Linked DNA regions of Homo sapiens: regions 2 and 3 are each linked to region 1. A link is a contact called in ENCODE Hi-C or POLR2A ChIA-PET data. All regions are on one chromosome and are shown on one strand. The core of a region is the stretch at or near the end of the contact, and the rest is flanking DNA. Distances in the headings are between cores, read along the strand shown.

Region 1 (4,551 bases), core at 920-3,419:
GTTTTGCACAGAATCAGAGAAAGATCAAGTGGGAAAAAGCTTGGCTTATACAGAGGGCTAAAGGAAGGTCAGTGTGTCTACAGATTACTGTGTAAAGTGATGAGTGGTATGAAAAAAGCAGAGAGGCCAGGCGCAGTGGCTCACACCTGTAATTCCAGCACTTTGGGAGGCCGAGGCGGGTGGATCACCTGAGGTCAGGAGTTCGAGACCAGCCTGGCCAACATGGTGAAAACCCATCTCTACTAAAAATACAAAAATTAGCCGAGCGTGATGGCTGGTGCCTGTAATCCCAGCTACTCGGGAGGCTGAGGCAGGAGAATTGCTTGAACCCAGAAGGTGGAGGCTGCAGTGAGCCGAGATCGCACCATCGCACTCCAGCCTGGGAGACAAGAGCGAGACTCCATCTCAAAAAAAATAAAGAAAGAAAAAAAAAGGAGAGAACATAGAGTCATCTCACAGGGCTTTGCAGGCCATGAAAGGGCCTTTCAAACATTTCTACAGATGCTCCTTGATTTCTATGGGGTTGGTTACACCCAGATAAACTCAGTGTGAAGTGGACAAATTGTAAGTCAAACCATCATAAGTCAGGGACCTTCTGCAGATACTACAGCAGCCACCGTATGGCTTAAGGGGAGGGGTGTGATATGATCTGACCAACAATTTTAGATCTCTCCAGATGGTGTGGAAAAAGGCCACAAGGGGAAACCATAAAAGTAGAAGACAATTTCAGAGACTATTGCCATAGTCATGGCAATGGATGGTAACTTGAATTTAGGTAGATTCAAAAGAAGTAATGATAGCAATCAGAGTCAGAAAACATTCTGGAGGCAGAACAAACACGCACTGGCCAAGCATGTACTCTGAGCAGGAGAAGTAGTTAAATGAGTTATATGGAGGTCCTACAACACGGGGGTGAACATGCCTCATGCTTCAGGAGGTCTTGGTAGATCTTGAGATGACGCATTTCGGGTGATGCTGCTGCTCTGTGAATGACACTTTGAGAACCAAGGCTCTAGGAGAGCCAGGAGACAGGAACAACAGTGGAGCAGGAGGTGATGAACGTTGGACTTATGGTAATAATAGATGGAATATAGTAAAGAAGAAACATTCAAGAGATGTGGCAAAAAGAAATTACCAAAGACTTGAGGGCAAATAATCTAGGAATGGAAATAAAAAAGAAGATGGTGCTGGTGGAATTGCCTCTAAGCTTTCTTAAATGACATTGTTCATTATATAGATAGAAAAACATGGTTTCTATCTATCTAGTGCAAATCAGTTTTCCAAGTCACATTTCATGTTGCCACAACCTATCCCTATAAAATAAGGCTAGGGAAATTATTGTAGTTATAGATAATAACGACAACAACAACAATACCAATCATTTATTGAAAGCTTATTCTGTGTCAACCACATTGCAACATGTACTATCTCCAAATCTGGCAATAACTCTATTCCTATGTAAGAAAATGACAAACTAATGCTCAGAGACGTTATATAGCTCACCCAGAATCATTCCTGCTTCAGCTGGATTCAATCCCAGGAGAAAACCCTAAAATCTATGACCTCCACTTCCATTCTGCCTAACAAGCTGAATCCATAGGAGAATAAGATGCCCACTTGGGGCATTCACCCTCAAAGTCAGAGTTCCCTTTTAATCTGACTAAATTTCAAGATCACAACTGGCAAATCTTGATTCATAGACTCTAGCAGCATAGCAATAAGGACCCAAGGTCAGGTGCCACGTGCATAGAACAACCATGACTTATTTTATTTCCACATAAGGAGAATGCAACTTGAGTGTTTCATGAGCTATTCACTGCTCATGCTCAGACTCATGTCTCTGCACTCAAACTCTAGTGCTTTTCCATGGCCTCTGTTTACCCTCGACTTTATTCTGCTACTGCTTTGCAAAGTTTTCTTCCCAGAAAATAAGTGGCTGTCTACACAGTAATGTGTTTGGAGTGAAGATGTGAGAAAGAGGCCCTCATCTGTGAAGATGCATGGTGAACGGTAGTAGATATTGACAAGTAAGAAAGGTTAGTTTAGATATTTCCCCAGCCCAGGAAGTGGGTACAAAATGAGCCACAAGACCTTCCTTCTAGTTACCCACACTGTGCTTTCCCAAGGTGATTCACAGGTACAGCTCCACTGATCTGACAAAGGGGACTGTCTTCAGAAAGATGAAAGGATGTTTTTATGTCTGCTCTCTCTCTTTTCTTTATTTGTTCCTTCTCTAGTAACAACAATTAATTGTGCTGTGCGGGCAGTACAGAGATGAGTCTACCGGGAAGCCAGCACAAATCCATCAAGCGCTTTTAGTCCAAGCTTTTTAGAAGCAATTGCTTACCACATTTTCACCGCTCTTTTTCTCACAGCTAGAATTAGAGTGGATTTTACCACACAATCACTCTAATGCCCTTTTCCCCCACCTCTAAAGTGAAGATGGAAGATGACTATTGGTCCATCACCAGCAAAACCATAAGACATACATGAGAAAACCAATTCATTTAGTGTTTTATAAAGACTAAGTATTGGGTCCTGAGATAGGTATCCCACATACATTAACATATCACAACTTTGTGAGGCAGACATTGTCTATGTCAAACAGGTGAAGAAATTAATGCTCAGAGATGAGAAGTTACTTGCATAGAGTCATACAACTAGAAAATAGCAGAGCCAGGAAGTAAACACAGGTCTGACTCCAAGGCCAATACTTTTCCCATCACTACAGCTGTCCGGCACTCTTCCAAGAGCACTCACAACTTTTCATTCTCTTCTACCAGAGAATCAACATTGCAAATATTACTTAAAACTCAGGCCGTATATAACCAAAAGGCCTTTTTAAAGAGGTCTTTTCTAGGAAGAGTGAACGACTAAGCCATCATAGATTCTATAAGAGTTACCTCTGACCAACCAAACATGTTCCTGAGGGACCAGTTAGGGTCTCTTCCATGCCTAACTAGGAATCATGGAGACTCTTGAATTTCCCAGCTCAGGGCTCTGAGAAAATGACATCACATAAAGCCTGCTCCCTCACCCAACACCAGGGCATGCAGTGAAGAAGGACGAATCAGGGAAAGGGACACAGTGGAAGCCTGAGGGCCTATAAGTCATATGTTCACAGAGGCTCTGGTTCACAATGAAGCATAATAAAATAAAACCACCCAGTGAAAAGTATCTACAGTCCAAGCTTAAACTTGCCTTTTCATTGTTATCCTCACAACCTCCATAGATTAAATGTTGGAAAGGATCAAGCCACAGAAAAAATAAGATTATCCAGTCCTTAGGCCCTTAGACATAATATCTGAGCAAAGATGGGGATTCGTATATGTAAGCAGCATCCTTTTCTGTCCCCCTTTACCTAGAGAGTGATGAGGTGAAGCATCTTGAAAAGATTCCTTATCATAAGCTGAGATGACAGGGACACCTGATGAGAATGGTAATTAAATCAATAAGTAAATAAACACTTGGATCAATGTTCTTCATTTTTGCTGGCTATCTTAAGAAAATGGGATGCCTTATAAAGGTATTTCACTCTTCCAACCATAAATACAAGGTAGCTTCACAAAGTTTTCTCTATTTAAAGTTATTTTGGTTTTCAACAAATGCCAGTTAACCATCTTCTACGTGTTAGTGTGTGGTTTTGGGGGAAAAAGGATGGTAGAAAGAGAAAAAGACCCAATCCCTATTTTCAAAGAGCTCAAAGGCTGGTACCTAAGGCCAAGCACAAAATGTTGTGATTTTTTTTTTAAGTCAGCAAGTTATGTTCTCAATTATGAAAATACCAAATGTCAGATTTTTCTCCAGTCCAAGCAATAATATAAAATGAGCCAATTCTTCTGAATTAGACTTTTTAAAATGAAAATTATGGCTGTTGAAGCTTCTCCTTTTAATGACAATATTATTAGAACTCAGGGGAGAACACAAGGTCAATTGACTCTGATCCATGTTCTTCCCAGGCTCTAAGCCAGCACCATCCAATAGAATTATCATAGGAGCCACATACACCATTTAAAATTTTCTAGTAGCCACATTTCAAAAGGCTCATTGAAAAAAATTATTTTACAAATATATCCAAAATATTATTTTTCAACATGTGGCACTAGCCACCTTTCAAGTGCTCAACAGCCACATGTGGTTAGTGGCTGCCATATTATACAGCACATCTCCCACCTCGCCTCAACCTTCAACTCCCAGGATGAGAACAGAGCAAAACATTTGTTGGAAACAAGGAGCCAAGTTCTGTAATATTGATTGAGATACAAGTACTCCCACAGGCAGACCCAGTTCTCCCAATACTGCAAAGTGTTTCTCTCAACCTTCTATCTCAAGACCAAGAGACTGCAGGACACTGTGATGGCAAACGCCAGAGGGAGAAATGGCTCCATCTTATATGTGAGGATGAGGAAAATCAAACAGGACCAAGGATTACTACCGAAAATATGACAGCTTACTCACACTGGCCACTGGGATACCTTTTCTACTGATTCATCACACACAGGACTTGAGATTTTACCCTCAAACTTTTTGTGGCTTGAAACAATCTCTTTT
Region 2 (4,476 bases), core at 1,633-4,132, 510 kb after region 1:
GGGCAATTCAATGTTTTGCAGTCCATAGTGTACCCAGTGACCCTGCCTGAAGTCACTCAACCTCTCTCAGACCCACTGTACTCAACTGGAAACTGAAGATATGGCCAGAGTATCATTAAGTTTTCTTCTAGCCCTAATATTCTCATACTTTATCAGTTACTTCAATTTAGAACCCCATCATGGACTAACTGTACTTCCCAATAATAAGGATCCATAGCAGCTGAGAGTCACCAGCAAGAAAATCAAAGCAGCTAATGAGAATGAAATTGAAAGTAGGAAAGGAGTATAGATTTCTCTTTAAGCGTTGCCTATCTGGTCTAGAAATGTTACCATGTAAAGATACACTAAGATCTCTTAACATTGAGTAAGATTTCCAGTCAATGTTTCAGAAGCATTCCAGGTTTCCTGTCTCTCTTCTGTCGTGGGGTGAGCATCTTTCTATGGACTCAATCTATGGCCATGTATTGACAAGCTGTAATGAAAAGCCCGGATACGTGGATCCAGGCCAGGATTTAGGGCCAATTTTTTTTTGGCTTTATTTAATCTCACTTTCTCTGGGTATAAAAGACAGCATGGAAGAGAGCTATAATGCCTGGCCGGGGAGTTGCAGAGGCCTATTGTTGGCTGGCTATTTTAGCCTTGGCCTTGCTATTTCCACTGAACCTCCATTTCCTCCTCTGTAAGACAAAGGGGTTGGTTAGATGCTCTTTACAGTTCATTTAAATGCTAGCCTTCCACTTTTTGGCTCTCCTGGGTTTTCAGAGCAGAGTCTCTGAAGGAAGCATCCTTGACCAAGTTTCGTTTCACAGCCCAGAGATCTCCATTCCTGTTCCCTCAGGGGCTTGGGCACAGGAATTGGGTTGAATCCATTTGCAACTGAAATCTGTTCACTGTAATAAGTATTTGTGTTCCAATAATTTTCTAACAGCTTGTAATAAATAAAGCCAAAGGCATTCCTCAAGGAACTGCAATTAAAGATGCATCCATGGTAGGGGGTGGAGGTAGCAGGGGATCTGGAGGAGGGAGACGAGGCTTTCTCTTGAAATCCTGCTAAGGACAAGCAGCCACAGCTCTGGTACCATAAAACTGCTGAACTGACAACGCTTTAATGGCATCACCTCTCACTAGTCTCAGTTTAATATGTTCCCTGAAGGAATCCTTCGTCTGTGGAGACAGGCATAAGCTGACACATTCATAGAGAGTCTTCTTGAAAATGAGCCTAATGAGTTTACTGTCACTTCAGACGGGTTGGAAAGTAATCTGTGGATGAAAGAGTTAAATTTCACCAGCTTGAGCTGTGCAGTGGGCAAGCCCCAGCTGAACATTTGAGGAGTGAACACGCAGAGATAGGCAAAGTTCTTCAGGTTCAAAGGCTTGTTTGGGAAAAGAATCCAAAAAGTTCAGATGCTTTTGCTGAAGCTTATCTGATTTATTCAAGCTGGGGATGGGAGAATGCAGAGGCATTTGTGGAGCTAACCAAACATAAGATGTGTTCTTGCTTTGCACTTTCTGCCTTAGCTTTTCGGCTTATGTGTGTTTTGAGGGGAAATCTAATCCACATGTTTCAGATCCTTGGTATTGGAATGCATGAAGGTGCTGGCTGGTCGTAGGGCAGCTCAAATGACTAGGTGATAAGTAAGCAGTATGGAGATCATCTGGGCAGAAATACACCAAAGAACGGAGAAGATCAGTCATTTCCCCAAGTACTGCTATTCCCTGGGGCCTTGTCATCACCTGGTAGGAGGAGGGACCATGCTGGAGTGTGCATGGGAGGTTTTCACAGCCAGGCCTGGAAGTGGCACAATCACTATTCATTGAGGCAGAGAACAAGGCTGAAAAATGCGGGGGTTCAGGAAAAAGAAGCAAAGTGACAGGACACCATATAGTCTGTGATCCCGTGCACAGCTTAGGGGACATGCATAAAAACCTGAATTTAGAATTAGAACACACAAGCTTGAATACTTGAGCAACCATAGCCTCAGTTTCCTCACCTGTGAAATGGATATTTTGATCAAGAATCCCTGCTTCATGCGGTTGAGAAGACTAAATGAAATAATGGTGATGAAAGTTTTTGGTTCTGTGCTTGGTGCAAAAAAAAATGCACTGAATAAATATTTATTTTTTATTGTTTAATTTAAGTTAGATTTAATGCAAATCCTGGTTCCTTTGTGTGTTCCCCAAACTGGTTTACCCTGTCTCCAACCCAAAAATTCTCATTGTCACTCTGAGAGCAGCAAGAAGTACATTCTCTCTGGAAAACAATATAAATTGGCTCACATATTTTTTTCCACGCTAAACAGCATGATTTCAAAATGCTGGAAAAAGCCAGAGCCAAAGTAAATTCCCCCAACCTTTCTCTCTCTCTCTCTCTCTCTCTCTCACACACACACACACACACACGTGAACTTTTAAACCTTGCAAATCAGACAAGTGAAAAAAAAAAAGAAAGAAAGAAAGAAAGAAAGAAAAAGCCCAGCCTTCCATTGCTTCACATCGTATATATATCGAGTTCACTTCACAAACACAAGGTGCACTGTCAGAAGTGCCTTCGGCAAAGTTTGTACTTTGCTTGAATTCTAACTTTTGTTTACCAAGGTAATAAACCAGTCCTCTGCTGCACCAGGTGTAAAGCTATTATGAAAAGGCATATTTGTATTTCACCCCACCTCAGATGTACGGTATGTGGGACATCCTGCACTGTAAGAGCAGCCTGGATTTATTTACAGAGAGAGGCGCTCAAGCACAGAGAGGAGTGTCTCCAGGCTGGTAAAGGCTGAACCCCTGTGAAGAACTGGTCATCTAATCTTCCTCTTTTCTTTCGGCCACCTGCCCCTTCAGGCAACAGCGCCTTCCCTCTTTGCAGCGACAAATCATCCAGCCTGCCAGCAACCCTCCAGGGGCCTTTGCAGTCTCTGTGTAGGCAAGTTACGTCTTCCTGAGTTTTTTGTCCTACATTTTCAACCAATCTATTATTGACAAGCCTTGTACAGCCAGATTACAGTAGGCAAATGCAGCAGCTGAGGAAACGTCTCCTACCCTGTGCCTGAAAATCTCCACAAGCTTTTCTTCCCCTTCCTTCACAGGACCTGGTCATACCCTGATGGGCTATCTGAGGCCTGGGATGGGTGGGAGGAAACTTTCACCCAAATCTCTGAGCTAAATGGCCCGGAACTCACTCTAAATCATCTACTGAAATCCTGGCACAGAAAGGAGGAAAGAATGTATGGAAAAGGGCAGACTTAGAATGCCAGGGCCATTAGCCCGGGCAAGTAGAAGAGCTGCAAAGGGGGTCCCTGCGCTGTTGTTGATTCCAGGAGAGTCTGGCAGACCACCCAGAAACTTGCATAAGGCACACAGCAGCAGCAGTGGCATCCCAGCTCAACACGTCGGCTGCATGACACAGGCAATTTTCTCAGTCCTCGGCTGGAGCCTGGAGCCTCCCATTTGTCTTCTGGGAGGTAATTCCAATTTCTTCAGAACTTTGAGTTCTCATATTTCCTAAGCCCCTAGTAGGTGCAGAAGATTCAGCCAGGGCACTAGCCCATCTTAGGCACTCAATAAGTATTCTTAAACAATGAATTGGGCCGGGCGCAGTGGCTCACACCTGTAATCCCAGCACTTTGGGAGGCCGAGGTGGGTGGATCACTTGAAGTTAGGAGTTTGAGACCAGCCTGGACAACATGGTGAAATCCCATCTCTACTAAAAATACAAAAATTAGCTGGGCATGGTGGTGGGCACCTGTAATCCCAGCTACTCAGGAGGCTGAGGCAGGAGAATGGCTGGAACCCAGGAGGGGGAGGTTGACGTGAGCTGAGATCACACCACCACACTCCAGCCTGGGTGACAGAGTGATAATCCCTCTCAAAAAAAACAAAACAATGAATGAATTCTAGCTTTATCACTTTAAAAAGTAAAATCTTGAGCAAAGATCCCTTTGTGAACTCATATTTATTATGTCTAAAATGGGAATTATAAAAGTTATTACATTTCAGAATTGTTGTTACAAATAAGAAGCAGGTGAAGAGCCCTTGGTAAGCTTGCAAGAACTGCACCAACATTGGTGGTCACAGGCATGTCTAACACCTCCTCATGCTCGTGCATCTTGACCATGCTTTGCCAGTCATTGTCTCCCTTACATTGCCTGGAAACTCAATGCAACACACATCCATTGAATGACTACTGAGGTTTAGGTACAGTGGAAAGCACAGAGTGTATAGAGATTGATAAAACATCCTTGTCCTCAGGGAGCTTAGTAAATGAAGAACGAGTGTTGGGAAAAGACATTTCATCACTGAACACATCATTATTAAGTGTGTAATAGTCAGTCATTCAATCACTGTTCATTGAGGGCTAATTATGGACCAGGTACTGCTCTTGGCATTGGGCATTGTTTTAGTTAGGGTAGCCTCATGTAATGAGTCAACACAGAACTTATTTCTTGCTCACATAACAGTCTTGGAGGAGAATGTAGGTTG
Region 3 (4,923 bases), core at 1,217-3,716, 810 kb before region 1:
TTTTTCTGTTGGGCTGTCCTAACTCAGAAGAAACAATAAAGCCACAGCATATTCAAGATCATAGAAAACTGCGTACATTCCTTGTCATGTACTTTACTGATCAGTACAGCCTGGTAGAGTGGAGAGAGCACTGGGCTAGGAGTCAGGTGGTCAAGGCTCTAGTCATGACTAGATCAGTAAATCACTGTAAGTCCTAGTGAAAATTATTTACCTTTCATGTGGCTCTATTAACATATGAGTAAAATGTATTTAAAATAATTATACCATCCAGATGCAGTGGCTCATGCCTATAATTCCAGCAGTTTGGGAGGCTGAGGAAAGACGATTGCTTGAGGCCAGAAGTTTGAGACCAGCCTGTACCACATTGTGAGACCCCAACTCTACAAAATTTTATAAATTAGTCAGGTGTGGTGGCATGCCTCTATATATAGTCCCACCTACTTGGGGAGGCTGAGGTGGGAGGATCACTTGAGTCAGGGAAGTCAAGGCCGCAGTGAGCTATGATCATGCCACTGTGCTCCATCCTGGGCAACAAAGAGAGGCTCTGTCTCAAAAAAAAAAAAAAAAAAAAAAAAAAAGGATACCCCCACTGCTTATTCCTAGGGCTGTTAGGAGGGTTCAATGAGATTGGTTCATTTTGTGAAAGATAACGTTAGTAATGGATACTACTTGTACTGAACATACAACTTAAACTGCTGAAACTTTGAAGGGCCCTGAATACTGAAGAACATAACATGTTCATTTTGCAGATGAGGAAACCAAGCCCCAGAGATGGCAGGTGATTTACCCACGGTCAGACACACAGCAGGGACAGAGCCACCAGATAAGGTGGAAGCTCTTCCTTCCTGGTGTCACTACTTTCAAAGACCAAGGGCTGGGACCTTGACTGGAAACAAACCATACAATGGAAAGAAACTATGGGTTGAATAGCTAACATGTGTATTCAACATTCCAAGCAGCAATAAAGCCTGCAGTATGAGTAGTCCAGATAACACTATTTGCCTCCACACTTCTATGAAGTGAGCAACTTTCTTTTGTTGTGTCAACTTGAGTTGGCCACAGTCTTCAGAGTCTCACACACCTCCACTCAATGACTTTAACATACACTAATCCATTCTGTGATGGTGAATACTTTTATTTATATTAATATCCTCATAGACTAGGTTAGAAATTCAGATGCATTAACACAACCCTCTCCTGTAGATCTTCTCTTGTCTAGCTCGAGATGGAATGCTGTAAGTGAGGAGCCATGTGTTAGTTTGTTCTCACACTGCTATAAAGATACTGCCTGAGACTGGGTAATTTGTAAAGGAAAAAGGCTTAATTGACTCACAGTTCCACAAGGCTGAAGAGGCCTCAGGGAACTCACAATCATGGCAGAGGAGAAAGCAAGGACCTTCTGCACATGGTGGCAGGAGAGAGAAGTGTAGGCAGGGCTTATAAAACCAACAGGTCTTGTGAGAACTATCACAAGACCAGCATGGGGGAAACCACCCTCATAATCCAGTCACTTCCCTCCCTCAATACGAGGGGATTACAATTCAAGATGGCATTTGAGTAGGGACACACAGCCAAACCATATCAGGCCAAAATTAATTTCTTTCCTGAACTGTGGCAAGAGGCTTCTAACTGATCTTGATCTTGCTCCTTTGCCTTTTCCTCTCTGGAGTTGGCACTATTATCTTCCCATAACGTTACTACTTCTTCTCTCCCTGTCTCCCTAGCACACAGCATAAGACTTCAAATCTTCATCCTGGCATTCAAACTCTTTCCAGATCTGATCCCAGTCTCTTTCCAGTTTTATTTCTTCTACTTCCTTATTTGTATGTTACATTTCAACCTAAATTAGACTCATTGCTAAATCCTGAATACACACAGGCCTTTCTTTACACTAGTCTCTCCTCTGGTAGACCATTCATCAAGACCCACCTCTGTTTTCCTTGCACCATCATGGTATCATGTTTTTCCTGTTTTCAGTACATATTTCCGTTCATAGTGTCATGGTATGTGTACTGGCCCCGCTTCCTCATTAGAAGGTCCTCATGTTGATTATATCTCCATCCCCCACAGAACTTAGCTCAGTGCCTGGAAACAAGTCTCTTCCAGAAAAAACTAACTTACATTATTTGAGGAAAAATAGACATACTACACTGGAACTGAAGACCATCATACTAAAACTTTTTAAAATAAACAGCTTTGGCTAAAGATGAAAGTATTTCCATGCAGCTTCAAATCAGATTTGAGTAGCTGATTCTCCAGACAAACGCTAGGAAAATTGTTTTACCTGTTTTCCCGCCTGACAGTTCAGTGGCCTAAGTTGCTTTGAAGTCTATAAAATGGCCAGTATCTCCAATCTGAGCAATGTTTCCTTTCCAGACAGGAAGACTGCTGCTAAGTACAGAAGCCACGCTTGTTTTTGCGGTCGGGCTGCAATGGTGACTCATCCAGTAAAGCCAGAGACTGTCTGTTTTGATCTTTCACTGTTCAGAGACTCTTTACAGTTGTAATTTGCTTTCTTTCTCTCTCTCCCTCATCACCTCTGGTGACTTATCAGAAGGGTCGCACACATTTGACAAACGGAACCTGTATAAGGAGAGAGAGAAAGCACGCGATCAAACACGCTTTCAGCTAACGCCCAGGAATAGATGCTTGTGTTTACAGCTCTGATGATAGGGTTCCAGTAATGACTTGGCCTTTTTCTCCTTGATTGAATATTCCCTTGGGCCTGCCAGTCCAGGCTCCTGTTATTTAATGAGGACATTGGAGCACAACATCAAGATGTCTGCAAAAATGACCTTTCTTTTGGGCTCACTCCAAATGCAAAGAAAAGAAGAGACCAAGTTAGACAGGGTGGTTCTGGAATACAGCTTTGGAATTTGTCCTTTTCCCAGAAGTTCAGAATCAGGGAGTCGTGCACTATCAGAGCCAGAGAGAACCATGGAGATGATCTAGTTAAAAGTTTCATTTTTCACATGGAGAAACTGAGGACTAGAGAAGAAAAGCAAGTTGCCATAAATCACATAGCAGTCACAGCAAATCTTAGTTAGTATTCCTTTGAATAGCTTGAGACAGAAATTAACCATTGGCTAAACGTTGGCTTTAAATAAAAAAGAAGCTTTCCTTAGTTTCTCCTGAGTTATACTGTGGCACTATTATGCTCTCCTTTTCCTTCTCAAGGAGATGAGAGACAAGCAGCACAAGCATAATAATATGCCTCTGGCTATAAGTTCAATGTCTCACTCTTAGCTTTGAAAGCCAATATAGGATAAGGATAAAGGTCAGTGCTGAAGGGTCTTAATGAGGACAATCTCAGAGGTCCCAGATCTGCCTCATTCACTGTGTATCTGCATTTTGGCTTCACCTGCAAAATGGGGGATTCGTTTATTGACTGAGCATTCTTAGAAAGTTGAAATGAGAAAATATGATCAGAAAGTGCTCAGTAATATAAAGTCCTACTGCATTTGTGAGAAGAATTATTATTATGTTATCAACTGCTATCTACATGGTCTTGTTTCCTTCAAGATGGAGATTTTATATTCTCAAATTATTGTAATTTTGCCTTTTAGTGAGCTTTTTTCTAGACAACTATATATATATAAACACACATATAGATACACGTATATACACGTATACATATACACACATGAATATTTATATATAATTCCAACATTAGAATGTATCATATTTACATAATATCTTAAATGATATTGCCTTTTTGTAATGTATAGAAGTAACTCATTAGGGATTTCTTTAGCACCAATTTAAACACTGAAGCCCAAGTTGGAATCTCCCTGAGCCCTCCCATCAGTGAAATTACTACATAATCGCTGCTCCGATTTAAAACATTTTTTAGAGTAAAAGGTAAGATTATTACTAATTATGCTGCCAAAAAGGATAAATCTGAACTGTTCTGGGCAAAGTGGGACATACGATCACGTTACTTAGAGTTGTGCAGAATTTTAGGTATTTTACCGGCCAGAGGTAACATGGCATGAGGTAAAAAGTACACATCTCATAATCAGAAGTTTTGGATCCTAGCTCAAGATCCACCATTGTTAGCAAAAATCACATATGGCCCTGAACCTCACTTTCCTCTTCTCTAAAACGCAGGTCATTCCCTGCATCTCAAACTCAGGTTATGACCTGCATTTGAGGAAGAATGTAAATGAAAGCCTGTTATAGCTGGAATATATAGCTCTACTGTTGGATTTTTTAAATAGTACTTTCAAATGGATTTTTTTAACAGACATTGGTACTCTTCACATCACATTATGAGTGTGTCCTAAGCAGTTCATATTCTGCCAGAATATATAAATGGTTGCTTGATAGTAGAGCCCTCACACTCACAGAAGGGAATCTACATTTGCCTCTAGTTTCATCCTATTACAGTCCATGTCAAGGGACTATTGGTGTTCTCTTTCATGCTGTTGTTCAGTTTTATTAACTACTGGTTAAAATAATCTGCTACGTTTTGACCATGCCAGGCCATTTTCCTCTGATAACATTTGAGTTACTGAGATTATACCTGTAAGGTCCATTTTAGGCCAGTTAAGAAAGCACTGAGAATAGAAGTTTAATTTTTTCAGGTACTACATGTAAGTTAATTCACCATTTCCTTAATGAGGAGCAATGTTTGAATTCTCTGAAGCCTCATAATCTCTCCCAGGCAGAAAGGAATCATGGATCCTAAAGACAGTCAAAATAGTTATTGTCTAGTTGAGTTCTTCTTTCTATAAATTATGAGAAAGATCTCATGGTGCTTATAACCCAACATACTCGGTACTATGCATGTGCCTAGAACCCATGGCACATGATGTATGTGCCAAGATCTGTACATACATCATGATCATCTGGTTGAGGATATTCTATATTACTCAGAGCTGAGCTTGCCATGAGTGCTTGATAACTGCATTACAATTCACT

Evidence for each region. Hi-C counts contacts between places; a loop is a spot of excess contacts on that map. ChIA-PET counts read pairs that join two places held with the same protein, here RNA polymerase II (POLR2A). Pooled maps may share reads with other maps.
Region 2: a pooled map shows a loop between it and region 1 (2.6-fold over the local background). The contact joins two enhancer-like sites. A Hi-C loop is called at or near these places in 1 of 168 maps with a recorded cell type or tissue (naive thymus-derived CD4-positive, alpha-beta T cell) and 8 of 50 pooled maps. POLR2A ChIA-PET finds 5 or more read pairs at or near these places in 1 of 52 experiments (activated CD4-positive, alpha-beta T cell).
Region 3: a loop to region 1 is called in a map of naive thymus-derived CD4-positive, alpha-beta T cell, with 7 times the contacts of the local background. The contact joins two enhancer-like sites. A Hi-C loop is called at or near these places in 1 of 168 maps with a recorded cell type or tissue (naive thymus-derived CD4-positive, alpha-beta T cell) and 9 of 50 pooled maps. POLR2A ChIA-PET finds 5 or more read pairs at or near these places in 1 of 52 experiments (activated CD4-positive, alpha-beta T cell).

Annotation. Positions count from the first base shown.
Region 1 is chr3:188,320,854-188,325,404 of GRCh38, reverse strand. All of the region lies in intron 2 of LPP (LIM domain containing preferred translocation partner in lipoma), which reads right to left. Among named protein-coding and RNA genes, the nearest start is that of FLJ42393, 140 kb to the right of the region's middle. Within about 2 kb of position 2,169, at least 4 of the 41 ENCODE cell types and tissues checked have a DNase peak (open chromatin) inside an H3K27ac peak, as active enhancers do.
Region 2 is chr3:187,807,314-187,811,789 of GRCh38, reverse strand. No RefSeq gene overlaps it. Among named protein-coding and RNA genes, the nearest start is that of BCL6, 64 kb to the right of the region's middle. Within about 2 kb of position 2,882, at least 10 of the 41 ENCODE cell types and tissues checked have a DNase peak (open chromatin) inside an H3K27ac peak, as active enhancers do.
Region 3 is chr3:189,130,059-189,134,981 of GRCh38, reverse strand. It overlaps a transcript of TPRG1 not described here. Among named protein-coding and RNA genes, the nearest start is that of TPRG1, 39 kb to the left of the region's middle. RefSeq lists enhancers at 2,473-2,542, 1,980-3,179. Within about 2 kb of position 2,466, at least 23 of the 41 ENCODE cell types and tissues checked have a DNase peak (open chromatin) inside an H3K27ac peak, as active enhancers do.